Regions from separate parts of the Homo sapiens genome. Here region 1 is linked to region 2. The links are chromatin contacts, found by Hi-C or POLR2A ChIA-PET in ENCODE. All regions are on one chromosome and are shown on one strand. Each heading gives the region's core, a stretch centred on a gene start or an enhancer-like site at or near the end of the contact. The rest is flanking DNA. Distances are from core to core; before and after follow the strand shown. Region 1 overlaps LOC101929710 (a long non-coding RNA gene). Region 2 overlaps LOC101929710 (a long non-coding RNA gene).

The links. Hi-C counts contacts between places; a loop is a spot of excess contacts on that map. ChIA-PET counts read pairs that join two places held with the same protein, here RNA polymerase II (POLR2A). Pooled maps may share reads with other maps.
Region 1: a loop to region 2 is called in a map of mammary epithelial cell, with 4 times the contacts of the local background. The contact joins two enhancer-like sites. A Hi-C loop is called at or near these places in 4 of 168 maps with a recorded cell type or tissue (IMR-90, MCF 10A, heart left ventricle and 1 more) and 8 of 50 pooled maps. POLR2A ChIA-PET finds 5 or more read pairs at or near these places in 2 of 52 experiments (BJ and MCF 10A).

Annotation. Positions count from the first base shown.
Region 1 is chr5:96,112,338-96,118,128 of GRCh38, reverse strand. All of the region lies in intron 1 of LOC101929710 (a long non-coding RNA gene), which reads right to left. It also overlaps a transcript of CAST not described here. Among named protein-coding and RNA genes, the nearest start is that of MIR583, 36 kb to the right of the region's middle. Within about 2 kb of position 4,413, at least 3 of the 41 ENCODE cell types and tissues checked have a DNase peak (open chromatin) inside an H3K27ac peak, as active enhancers do; they include mammary epithelial cell, where a contact is called at or near this core.
Region 2 is chr5:96,216,348-96,222,144 of GRCh38, reverse strand. All of the region lies in intron 1 of LOC101929710 (a long non-coding RNA gene), which reads right to left. It also overlaps a transcript of CAST not described here. Among named protein-coding and RNA genes, the nearest start is that of MIR583, 140 kb to the right of the region's middle. Within about 2 kb of position 1,449, at least 4 of the 41 ENCODE cell types and tissues checked have a DNase peak (open chromatin) inside an H3K27ac peak, as active enhancers do; they include mammary epithelial cell, where a contact is called at or near this core.

The DNA.
Region 1 (5,791 bases), core at 3,164-5,663, 110 kb after region 2:
AGCAGTTCAGAGATTCAACTCATGTAAACATTTGAAAGGTCAGCTGTTCATCAAATACTTTTCCAACTACAGCAAACGTATCCTTATTAAGTTTCTTTTGCAAAAGTTCCAAGGTGCTGAACACTCATCCATTGCCACCAATAATTAACAATTCCAAACAACCTAAAGACAGAGAACTTTTTGTAGGCATTTTGAAATTTCAGACTATCTTAGAAACAGGGGATGTGGAAGTGGTAACGGGCAAAAGGCATGCTAGGAAAAAGAACATCAGGCTGAATTTTTTTCCCAAGATTGGTTCTTCCCTTTTTCAAACAGATTTGCAGAAATAAGAAAATAGTTTGTCCTTTTCAAATAAAGAGTTGGTGCTTCCTGGAAATGGGCAGAGAAGTAAAAACTAAGCAAAACAATATCGTTTGGTCTAATATTTAAGACTTAACAAAACTTGGAGGCATAAATGGGCACTACAGTCATTCCTTATTCTATCCAGTTAACTTTGCTTCAAACATATCTGCCCAGAGTTTAATGACTTTAAAAAATTACCTGAAGTTCATATCTACCATAAGTTATTTCCCACACGTTCTTTCTGCACATCTGACACGCGGAAAAAATCACAAGCCTAATTTAAACAATACCATTTATTGTCGAACTTGAGAACTGAACAGCTACCAGCTTTAAAAGGTTTCCCTGAGTCTCACACACACACACTATTTTATACTAGTTTCTACACGGACATGGTTAACGTGACAGGGTTATGTGATGAGCTATGTGGTACATCACCAAGAAGAGAGGACTCTTGTGAAAGCAGGGTTTAAATCTCTATGTCGGATTCAAAATTAATTTGAAATAAATGGTAGACCTAAATATAAGAAACTATTAAACTTCTAGAATAAAATCTCTGTGACATTGGGTTAGGCAAAAATTTCTTAAGCAAGACACAATTAGCACAATAAAGAAAAAAAAATAGGTAAAATGAAGTTAATCAAAATTTAACATTTTTGCTCTCTAAAGACACAAGTAAGGAAATGAAGCCATTGGAAAGCAGCAGCCAGGGCTGCTCACCTCCAAGGCGGAGATCCTTAACAAAGGCTTCAGGGTGACCAAGACATGAGCAAGCCAGGGTACAGCCACTACTGCCACCCCGCCAAGCATACAAAGTTCAAGTTGCCATGTGGAAAGTAGTCAAGAAGGAATGAGCCTTCTATGCATAATAAAACCCCATAATTTAAAAATAAAATAAAAATGCAAGCCACAAACTCTGAGAAAATATTTGCAAACCATATATTTGACAAAGAGCTTGAATCCAGAATACTTTTAAAAATACATACAACTCAGTAGAAAGAAGATACACTACCCAATTTTTTAAAAAAGTAAGCTAAAGATTTGCACAATGGCATGCAAATGAACAATATGCAAATGATGATATGCAAATAAACAATAAGCCTAAGAAAGATGCTCAATGTCATTACTCATCAAGAAAATGTACATTAAAACTACAACAAGAACGACCAGTAAACATCTACTAGAATAGCTAAAGTTAAAAAGACTGACAATATCATATGTTGCCAAGGATAAGAACAACCAGACTCTAATATATTGCTGGGGAGTACAACACAGTATAGCCACTCTGGGAAACAGTATGGCAGACCCAGCAAACCCACTTCTAGGTATTTACCCAAGAGAAATGAAAACATATTTCCACACAAAGAATTTTACATGAATACTCATAGCAGCATTATTGATAATTGCCAAATACTGGAAATAACCCAGATGTCCATCAACTGGTGAGTGGGTAAACAAATCAGAGTATATCTATGACATGAAATACTACTTATCAATAAGAAAGAAAAAACTACTGATCAAAACAATAATACAGATGGATCTCAAAAGCTTTATATTAAGCAAAACAATCCAGACTAAGAAGACTATCATATTGTATGATTCCATGTATATGACAATCTGGAAAAGGTAAAACTAGAGTGACAGAAAGCAAATCAATGGTTACCTGGAGCCAGAGGTCAGGAGAACGGATAAAATGCAAAGGGGCACAAAGGCTACTTTCTAGAATAATATAATTTATCTATATCTTGATTATGGTAAAAGTTATAATAGCTATCTACAATTACCAAAATTCATTAAACTGTATACTTCAAAGAGAAATTTATTTTATGTAAATCATACCTCAATAAAGCTAAAAAAAAAAAAAAAGAAAGAAATGACCATGTCAGGAAGTCTTCATTTCCTCCTGTTGTTCTACAAAATCTTGCTCTTTGAAATAGTCTGGGTACTTCACAATTTCGTAACAGATTCGAGGTGTCCTTTCAGAATGAACCCATTAAACATTGTACATCTGTGATATGTTTTGATATTGTTTTAGGTCAATAAGACACACCAGAAAACTGTAACAATGATTTGACTTTCTCCTTAGTCACCTTCAGAACACCATTTCTTAAAGCAGGAAGACCACATCTAAAGCTGGTATACTCACAGTGTAATGCAATTCAACAAGCCTTTATTGAGTGAGTGTCTGCTGCCTTGAACTCTGGAACCAGACTGCTATTAAATTGATTCTAATTACAGGTCTACCACTGAATAGTATCACCTTGGACAAGTTACTTATCTGTGCTTCAGCTTCCCCATCTATAAAATGGAGGTAACAGCCATGCCTACCTAATAGGGTTGTTCTGAGGAATCAATGAGTTAATTCATTAAAAGTGCTTAGAACAGGGCCTAGCCCATAAACAATCACCTTGCCTTTATCATTAGGTGTGTGGTGCTAACACTATACAGACAGATAAGACAGGGTTTGTTTTTATTGTTTGTTTTGATGAGCTCACAGTTCAGCAGAAAGAAAGAGAACGAATAACAACATATCACAAGGGACACAGAGAGAAATGTTTAAGTACTGTTGAGAGCACAGATGTGTGAGCAACTTCATAGTGGTAGTGGGGAGCTTGTCAAGGACTTACAAAGAGCAACTAAGTTTTGGAGGAAAAACGGGAGTTCTTCAGACAAGAAAGAATGCAAGCAATAGTTATGATCATGTACTAAATATCTGTTAAATGCTATACACTCTGCTATCTATATATTTTACATGGGCCATTTCTCTTGTAATTGTTGCGATAACCCCATGAGACAGATACTACAGAACCCATTTTACATATGAGCAAACTGAGTGTAACACATTGTGAGTCACTTGCTTGAGGTCACACCACTAGTACATACCTTAAACAAGAATCCAAACTGACTCAGAAACTTGAGCAGAGAAAACAGCATTGCAAAGCATGTGGCTAGTTTTGGGAAACTGGAGAGCTCAATGTGATTAGAACACAGATCAGTCTAGAAAGATGAGGTCTTAGGGGCCCTGCAACCAGTAACTATATCTTAGACAGGCAACTCCATTACGCTTCTCCCAGGCAGAAAGCCTCTTATGGCCTGCTGCTTCAGTGGGTATTATTTAGTAAGCATAGTCTTCCTTCATTAAATCATGAAATCAGCAGTAGAGGTTTCTTAACATGTGGTTCAATGATCATATGTGTCAGAAGCCCTGGAAAATTTGTTAGAAATACAGATTTTCAAGGTACCACACAAGTCTATAGAATCAGAACCTCTTTGACCCGTAAACACTCCTTTTTAGTAACCTTTTCACGAGTTTCCTATATTCACCAAAGTTTGAGAGCCTCAGTGGTGGCAGATTTACTCAGAACTCTTCCTCTCTGGGCTCCAAGAGCTGAGCTCTCAAACTTCAATGTACATACAAATCCCCTGGGAATCCTTTTAAGAATCAGATTCTGATTCAGTGGGTTGGAGGGATAAGAGGACTGAATTCTGCCAGGTGTTGTAGACATTGCTGGTCCACAGACCACTCTAGGGGTCACAGGGTTGTAGAATATCCCACCCAGATTTCTTCTCTGCTTCTACTATCTCTCCTGCTCTTGTTTGTCTCCAGAATACTTTTCCTTGCCCAGGTTTAGTGCACCTTAAAACAACCTTCTATTTACTTACTGCCTAAAAATGTTTTACCTTTGCTGAGAGAAGATGATCAAACTGTTTTTATTTTCATACACTTATTGTTGAAAAATGGTACTTTAAAAAACATGTTTCTTGGCTCTCTGAAATTCTAGAAGAGCCTAAGAGGTCAGGCTAGTAGTATAAAAAATAGAGGGACTGATGATGACAAAAGTGTGAAAAATGAACTTTCTTTTGTGATATAATGCACATAGTCATCTGGATCAATTAACATTTTCTTCAACACACTCTTTTAAATAACATAACGAAACTAACAGCCCTGCCATCTCTGGAGTCATCAAGGATTGACTAAGGAGGAGTCTTAGTCAGAATAAATCTCCTTATTTAGAACTTAAAAACCTGAGCTCTCTGGTCTCCTGTGCAGACATGCTCTGGAAGCCTCTCCTTACTGGCACTCCTGCAAGGAAAGAGCTGTGTACAACCAGCTGCCAAGGCTTCAGCTCCCTGGCACCAGGCAATGGCAAAAGCCACTCCAGCTGAAAGGCGTCTTTTGCCCTCTGGGTGAGAATGGCTGCTTTAGAAAATGGCCTTAAGTTCCTAATGGCACTAAGTTCCTAAAACTTTCTTTTTTCTCTGAGCTATCATATTTTCAAAGCATTAATCCTTGCAAAGGTGCAAGACTCCCACTTTATATTTTGCAGTGCATTTCCTAATGTGTGTCTACTAACCTGGACTCATTCCTGGCTTTGCAATTCAGTTACTTTATCTTGTGGTTCAAACACTTCTGTTTGTTGTTCCCACTTAATTCAGATAAATTAAATAGGCACTTTCAGGAAGGGGTTGGATTACCCACTCTCTATAAAATAGACAGGCCTGCATGCCAAGGATTACCTAGAGACAATTTATTTGATTTGGTGCATTTTAGGTGAAGGACATAATTTGGTCTCAAATTCCACATCTTTGCCCTGAAGTCTTAGTTCTAAGACTAAAAGAAACCACCAATCCAATTTCTAGCCTGCTGTTAAGAAGCATGCTGTCAATGTAGAGATAAATCAATACTTTGAAACAAAACTTAAGACTTTCTTTGGTACTTAATAAGCCCTTCTAGATGGGATCAACCATCTATGGGAGAAACCAAGGAGGATTCTAAACAAATTTGGGAAATACAGATGGTCCCTGACATAATTTTTTAACTTGACTATGGTGCACAAGTGATGTGCATTCAATAGAAAGAGATATGATATTATCTCTCTCCATCTCCCGCCATGCTGGACAGCAGCAATGAACCACAGTTCCCAGTCAGCCGCATGATCATGAGGGTAAACAACCTACACTCTACATTGTACTATGTTGTCACATGATTTTGTCCAGTTGTTGGCTAACATAAATGTTCTGAGCACATTTCAGCTCATCATAGCTAGGCTAAGCTATGCTATTTGGTAGCTGAGGTGTATTAAATGCATTTTCCATTTATACAATATTTTCAACTTAACAATGGGTTTATCAGGATGTAACCCATTTGTAAGTGAAGGAACATCTCTAAATATAGTTCAATTTTCTCTCGTTTCTGCTTCCCTCTTCATGACTTACCCCAGTTATTCATTTAATATTTTTTCTTTAATAGCAACTATGTATTATACACAGTTAGGATATATATATGTAACTTTAAATAAGTCAAATACAGTCCCTGCTCTCACAAAATTTATCCTCCTAGTGGAGGATATGGGAGTAAGCAATCACAATATAATAGGTTCCATTTTTTATTTACAGTAATTGCCAACCAATCTTTGCCATGATTTGATGTTTACTTTCACTCAGTAGGTTC
Region 2 (5,797 bases), core at 200-2,699:
TTTCATGTCCTACATTTAAATCTTTAATCCATCTTGGGTTGATTCTTGTATGTGGGGAGAGATAGAGGTCCAGTTTTATTATTCTGCATATGGATATCTAATTTTCCCAACACTATTTATTAAAAAGCATGTCCTTTCCCCAGTGTATGTTCTTGGCACCTTTGTTGAAAATCAGTTGGCTGTAAATACGTGGATTTATTTCTGGGTGCTCTATTCTGTTCCTCGTCGACTGTGTGTCTATTTTTATACCAATACGATGCTGTTTTGGTTACTATAGCCTTGTAATATACTTTGAAGTCAGGTGGTGTGTTACCTCCAGTTCTGTTCTTTTTGCTCAAGATTCCTTTGACTCTTCTGGCTCTTTTTTTGTTCTAAATAAATTTTAGGATTTTTTTTCTATTTCTGTGAAAGATGACATTGGTATTTTGATAGAGATTGCATTGAATATGTATATTGCTTTGAGCAGCACAGTCATTTTAATGATATTGACTCTTCTAGTCCATGAGTGTGGACTGTTTTCCCATTTGTTTGTGTCCTCTTCAACTTCTTTCATCAGTGTTTTGTAGTTTTTCTTATAGCAATCTTTGACTGCCTTGGTTACGTTTATTCCTAGATATTTTATTTTTTGTCAGCTGTTGTAAATGGGGTTGCCTTGTTGATTTCTTTTTCAGCTATTTCATTATTGGTGTATATAAACACTACTGATTTTTGTATATTGATTTTGTATCCTGCAACTTTACTGAATTTGTTTACCAGCTCTAGGAGGGTTATGATGGAGCCTTTAGGTTTTCTTAACATAAGAACCTGCAAAGAGAGACAATTTTACTTCCTCTTTTCCAATTCGAATGCCCTTTATTTTTTTCTCTTGCCTGATTGCTCTGGCTAGGACTTCCAGTATTATGTTGAATAGGAGTGGTAAGAGTGGAGATCCTTGTCTTCAATATGACAAGGATACTTAACTTGACTACATCTGTGAAGACCTTATTTCCAAATAAGGTAACATTTCTAGGTACCAGAGATTAGGACTTCAGAATATGTTCTTAGAGACTACAAATCAATCCACAACAGGCCAAGGGAGGGCAAAGTGACATTCAAGTAATCCATAATGACCTAAACTCTGTTAAATTTAACATTGAAAATATATGTTGTGAATAAAATTAATTGTAATCTCCTTTAGTGAAGCACACAATTACAAATAATGGCACTAGGGAGTGATGCAACTCTTCCTTCTCTGACTAATATCATACCGACAAAGGGCATCACGGAATGTTGGTTTCTCTGCTGCAGAATGACTGAAATCTTGGTACTTTTGTTTCAAACAACTTACTAAACTCAAGAAAGACTCTCAGAAAAAAAGGATGTCAGGTAGTCTCACTAAATAGCCAACTAAGCTTAGAACTATTTAGAAACAAAATGAATCAAACAAGTTGAATCACTTCAGATGGTCACTTACTCGTCACAAATATTTTAAGTAGCACAGCTCCAACTGAGTGATGTCTTATTCATCAAAAAATGTCTTACAGAAATAATGTTTGAAACAGAGTCAGAAGGCCTAGCTTCTATGCCAGACTCTGTCACTAACCAAGTATAATTTTAGGAAAGATGTTTAAATGCTTTGGGTATCAGTTTCTTTTTTCTGTGAAATGAAGAGTTGATAATCTAGATAATTTCAAAGGTTTATTCCTCCTCACAAACATTTCCATTAAAATATTCTATTCTTTACCATGGTCATGTTAACATTTACATAACATGTTCTGAATAGCTCAATTAATTATAGGTAAGTCCTAGTGTACTTGAGGGTGTCTTTTACCATCTGAGATTAAAATGCATGAAGAGGGGGCACAAAACATTATAGACACCAGATGGCTGCCACAGCCCGAAGCATCATGTCTTCACAAAGCAATGTTCAAAACAGGAAGGGTAGGAAGAGAGTAGAGACTCCTCTTATATCTTTGTACTAAGGAGACAAACCCTTTTCAGATGCCTCTGAGCAAACTTCTCCTCACGTCCCATTAGCCAGGACTGAGTCACAGACCCACACCATAGCAACAAAGAGGCAGGGAAAACTAGTATTTAGCATTTTCAGTCTCTGTCGTGGGAGACAGGCTTTAACAACAAGGAAGAAAGGGGAAAGGAATGGCTGTTCATTGGGCAACATACAGCATCAGCTTCAGACATCCTGCTCCAAAAGAAAGTGACCTTAAAACCTTTGTACAGGCTCTGACAGACCTTTAGCAGGAGACAGAGTGGGGTCTTCTGTGGAGACAATGAGAAGGAATTTAAGAGATATTAAACATGCCAACCACCTACCTTTCTCTTTCTTTTCCTTTTCTTTTTTCTTTTCTTTCTCTCCTTCCTTCCTTCCTTTCTTCCTTCCTTCCTTCCTGCCTGCCTGCCTTCCTTCCTTCCCTTTCTTGCTTTCTCCTTCCTCCCTCCCTCCTTTCCTTCCTTCCCTTCCTTCCTTCTTTTTATTTGAGACAAGGCCGCACTTTGTTGCCCAGGCCAGAGTGCAGTGGCACAAACATGGCTCACTGAAGCCTTGACCTCCTAGGCTCAAGCAATCCTTCTGCCTCAACCTCCCGAAGTGCTGGGATTACAGGCATGGGCCACCATGCCTGGCCAGGCTGGCAACTTTGACATGGACTAGGCAATGCCACTTATTAGCTGTATAATCTTGGATCAGTTATTTAGTAGCTCTCTGAGGCTCACTTCCTTTATCTATAAAATGGGTATAATGCCTGTCTCATAGGTTTGTGACAGCCACTTTGGGGCTATGAGACAGGGGCAAAATGGATGAGAACCAAAAAATAGTTTTGAATGAAGCGTCTTAGGAAGGCCAGCTCCTGAATGCATAATAGAAGTAGATGGGGAAGAAAAATAAGAGATGTTCTTGAGGAGTGTGATTATGTGCTAAGCCTGAACCTCTATGAGTTCAAGAAATACAAATGAAAATTTTTGGTTAAATTGACATTATATATCTGTCATGACATAGCTCAAACAATTCACCACATGGGCCATGAAATCATACACATAAAAAATAATAGTGATAATACCTCACATTAACTGAGCACTTATCCTGTGCCAGGCATATACTACGTAGCTGTTCTGCACACAGCTTCATTTATTCCTCACAATGCCCCTAAGATAGGAACACCTAATATCTCCACTTTTCACCTGAAGAAACTGAGATTTAGTGACCTTAAGTAACTTGCCAAACACCCCACACAGTACATAACAAAGCAAAGGCTCAAGTTGAGGGCTGCCTGACTCTAAACTTCCCCTGATGTTGACCCACTTGGTGCCTCCCAGTGTGTTCTCCCGGCCTGCTGTGCCTCTCTCTAGTGTCACACTTGCCAGACCTTATTGAAGTGAGCTTTTCACTTGTCTTTCTATCCAGCTCGTCTGAAATATTTGTCTTTGGATCCTAAACCTAGCACATGTAGGAGTTAGATAAGTTTACCAACATAAATTAAATTAATGAACAAATAAACTGGAGGGTCGGCAATATAAAAGAGTGCTGAGTTCAGAAGAGGGGAGGTAGCCACAGGCAGCAGAAGTTGGGAAAGGCTTTGTGGGTGAGGCAGGGCCTTAGCCAAGCTGGAAGAGGAAGAAAACTTAAATGTGTAGGGAAGGTGGAAGAGAAGACTGGGAGAGAAATATTATTTTAGCAAAGGCCAAATGCCTAAAATGTTTTTTGGTTCTAATTCTACCTCTCCAGCAGAATATTTTTAGTTCATTATGCCATAGCATGAATAAATGTAATACATTATTTCCATGTCAGCCAGCCCCTTCTGCTGGACCACAGGCATAATATAGGGCCTCTGCTTCATTATGATCTCCTTCCAGATACAACAATCAACTGAAAATATAAAATTGCATTGAAGGTCAGAAACCCATAGACAGCTTGCATCCAACCACATATACTGCATTTAAAAAAATTCCATAGGAAAACATGGTCAGTGTTCACCTAGTGTGAGTCACATAGCATCCTAAAAACGATAGACTGTAATTTGAACCCATGCAAAACCTTTTAAACAGCTAATATTGCTAGCATCGAAAAAAGCAAACAGTCACTTTTTCTTGATTATTACTACTCAGAGGCCACCCCCCAGAACTTTCAATTAACTGAGGTAGGAGACAAAACACAAGAACGTAAGTATTATTTTCTGAACTTTTCATTGAAATATAGCATACACACAGAAAGTGTACATATTATAAGCGTACAGCTAATGAATTTCACAGTTGAACAGACCCTCGTAACCAATGTCTAGCTCAGGAAAGAACATTCACAGCAAACCATGCCTCATGCCTCATTCCACTCAGCATCCCTAAGGATAACCCTTCTCCTAATTACCAACACCAAAGTTAAGTTTTTCCTGTTTCTGTACTTTAGATATAAAAGATCCTGGAGCCTGTATTATTTTGGGTCTGGCTTCCGTCATTCAGCATTATATTTCTGACACTCATCCATATTGTTGTGCATAGTAATAGATCATCCATTCACATTTTTGTCCAGTAGCTGTTCTCAAAGTGTGGTTCACAAGTGTGATCCAGAAGTAAACTATTTTCATAAGTACAGGAACACATAATTTGCCTTTTTCATTGCACTGATAGCACAAAAGCAATAGTGGGAAAAATGGCTGGTACCTTACCACAAATCAAGGGAGCGGCACCAAATGGTTATAGTCATCACTGTCTTACTTTTCAACACCATGCACTACCAATCAACAGAAAGAAACAATTATTTTCCATAAAGCTAGTTTAACTTAATAATGTTCTTGGTTAAAAAAAAAAAATTTAATTTGGCCACTCGCAGTGGCTGATGCCTATGATCCGAGCACTTTGGGAGGCTGAGGCAGAAGGATCACTTGAAGCCAGAAGTATAGGACCAGCCTGGGCAACAAAGCAAGACCTCATCTCTATAAAAAAAAAAAAAAAAATTAGCTAGCATGGTGGTGTATACCTGTAGTCCCAGCTATTTCAGAGGCTGAGGTAGGAAGATCACTTGAGTCCAGGAGTTCGAGACTACAAGGAGCTATGATTGCACCACTGCACTCCACCTTGGGCAACTGAGTGAGACCTTGTCTCTAAAAAACTAAAAATAAAAAAATAATAATTTTATTACTTCTCAACTCTTGAGTACACATCTTTTTAATATTTTCTGTGTGATGTAAAGTGCTTATAAAATACTTCTGCAACAGAAAGCACAATGGATAAAAAGAGCTCATGAGGAGAATCAGTTGAGTTGTTAAGTTAAACTAGTCACTTTTGTCATGAAAAGCAATTTTATTTAAAGGAATGACGGGAAAACTGTTGTTATTCAGACTTAGGTACTTGGCAAACATTTTCTCAAAAATAAATGAAGTGAGCCTGTAACTTCCAGAAAAGCAACTGTCAGCATTTGATGCTAATGATAAAACTTGAGCTTTCAAACTAAAATTAGAGTTCTGGAAAACATATCCACCACCATGATCTTGAAGACTTCCTGATTTTAAAAAGTATTATATAAAGAAATATTGAAACATTTGTAGGATCTGAGTAATTCAGTGAATGAATATTGCCCAAATCACCAATGTATAACACAAAATCATGTGTGGGTAAAAGATCCACTCAAAGTACAAGGTAGACCAGTGGATTTTAATTTCATAGAAAATGGGAAGTTCATTGACATGGTTTCAGAATCCATACTGAAACCAATCTTTAAGACACTACCACTTTTCAACTCTTGGTGTATTATAAAGAAGAATATCCACATTTTTAAAAAGCAATTTATTACTTACCCGTGTGAGGTTGGATT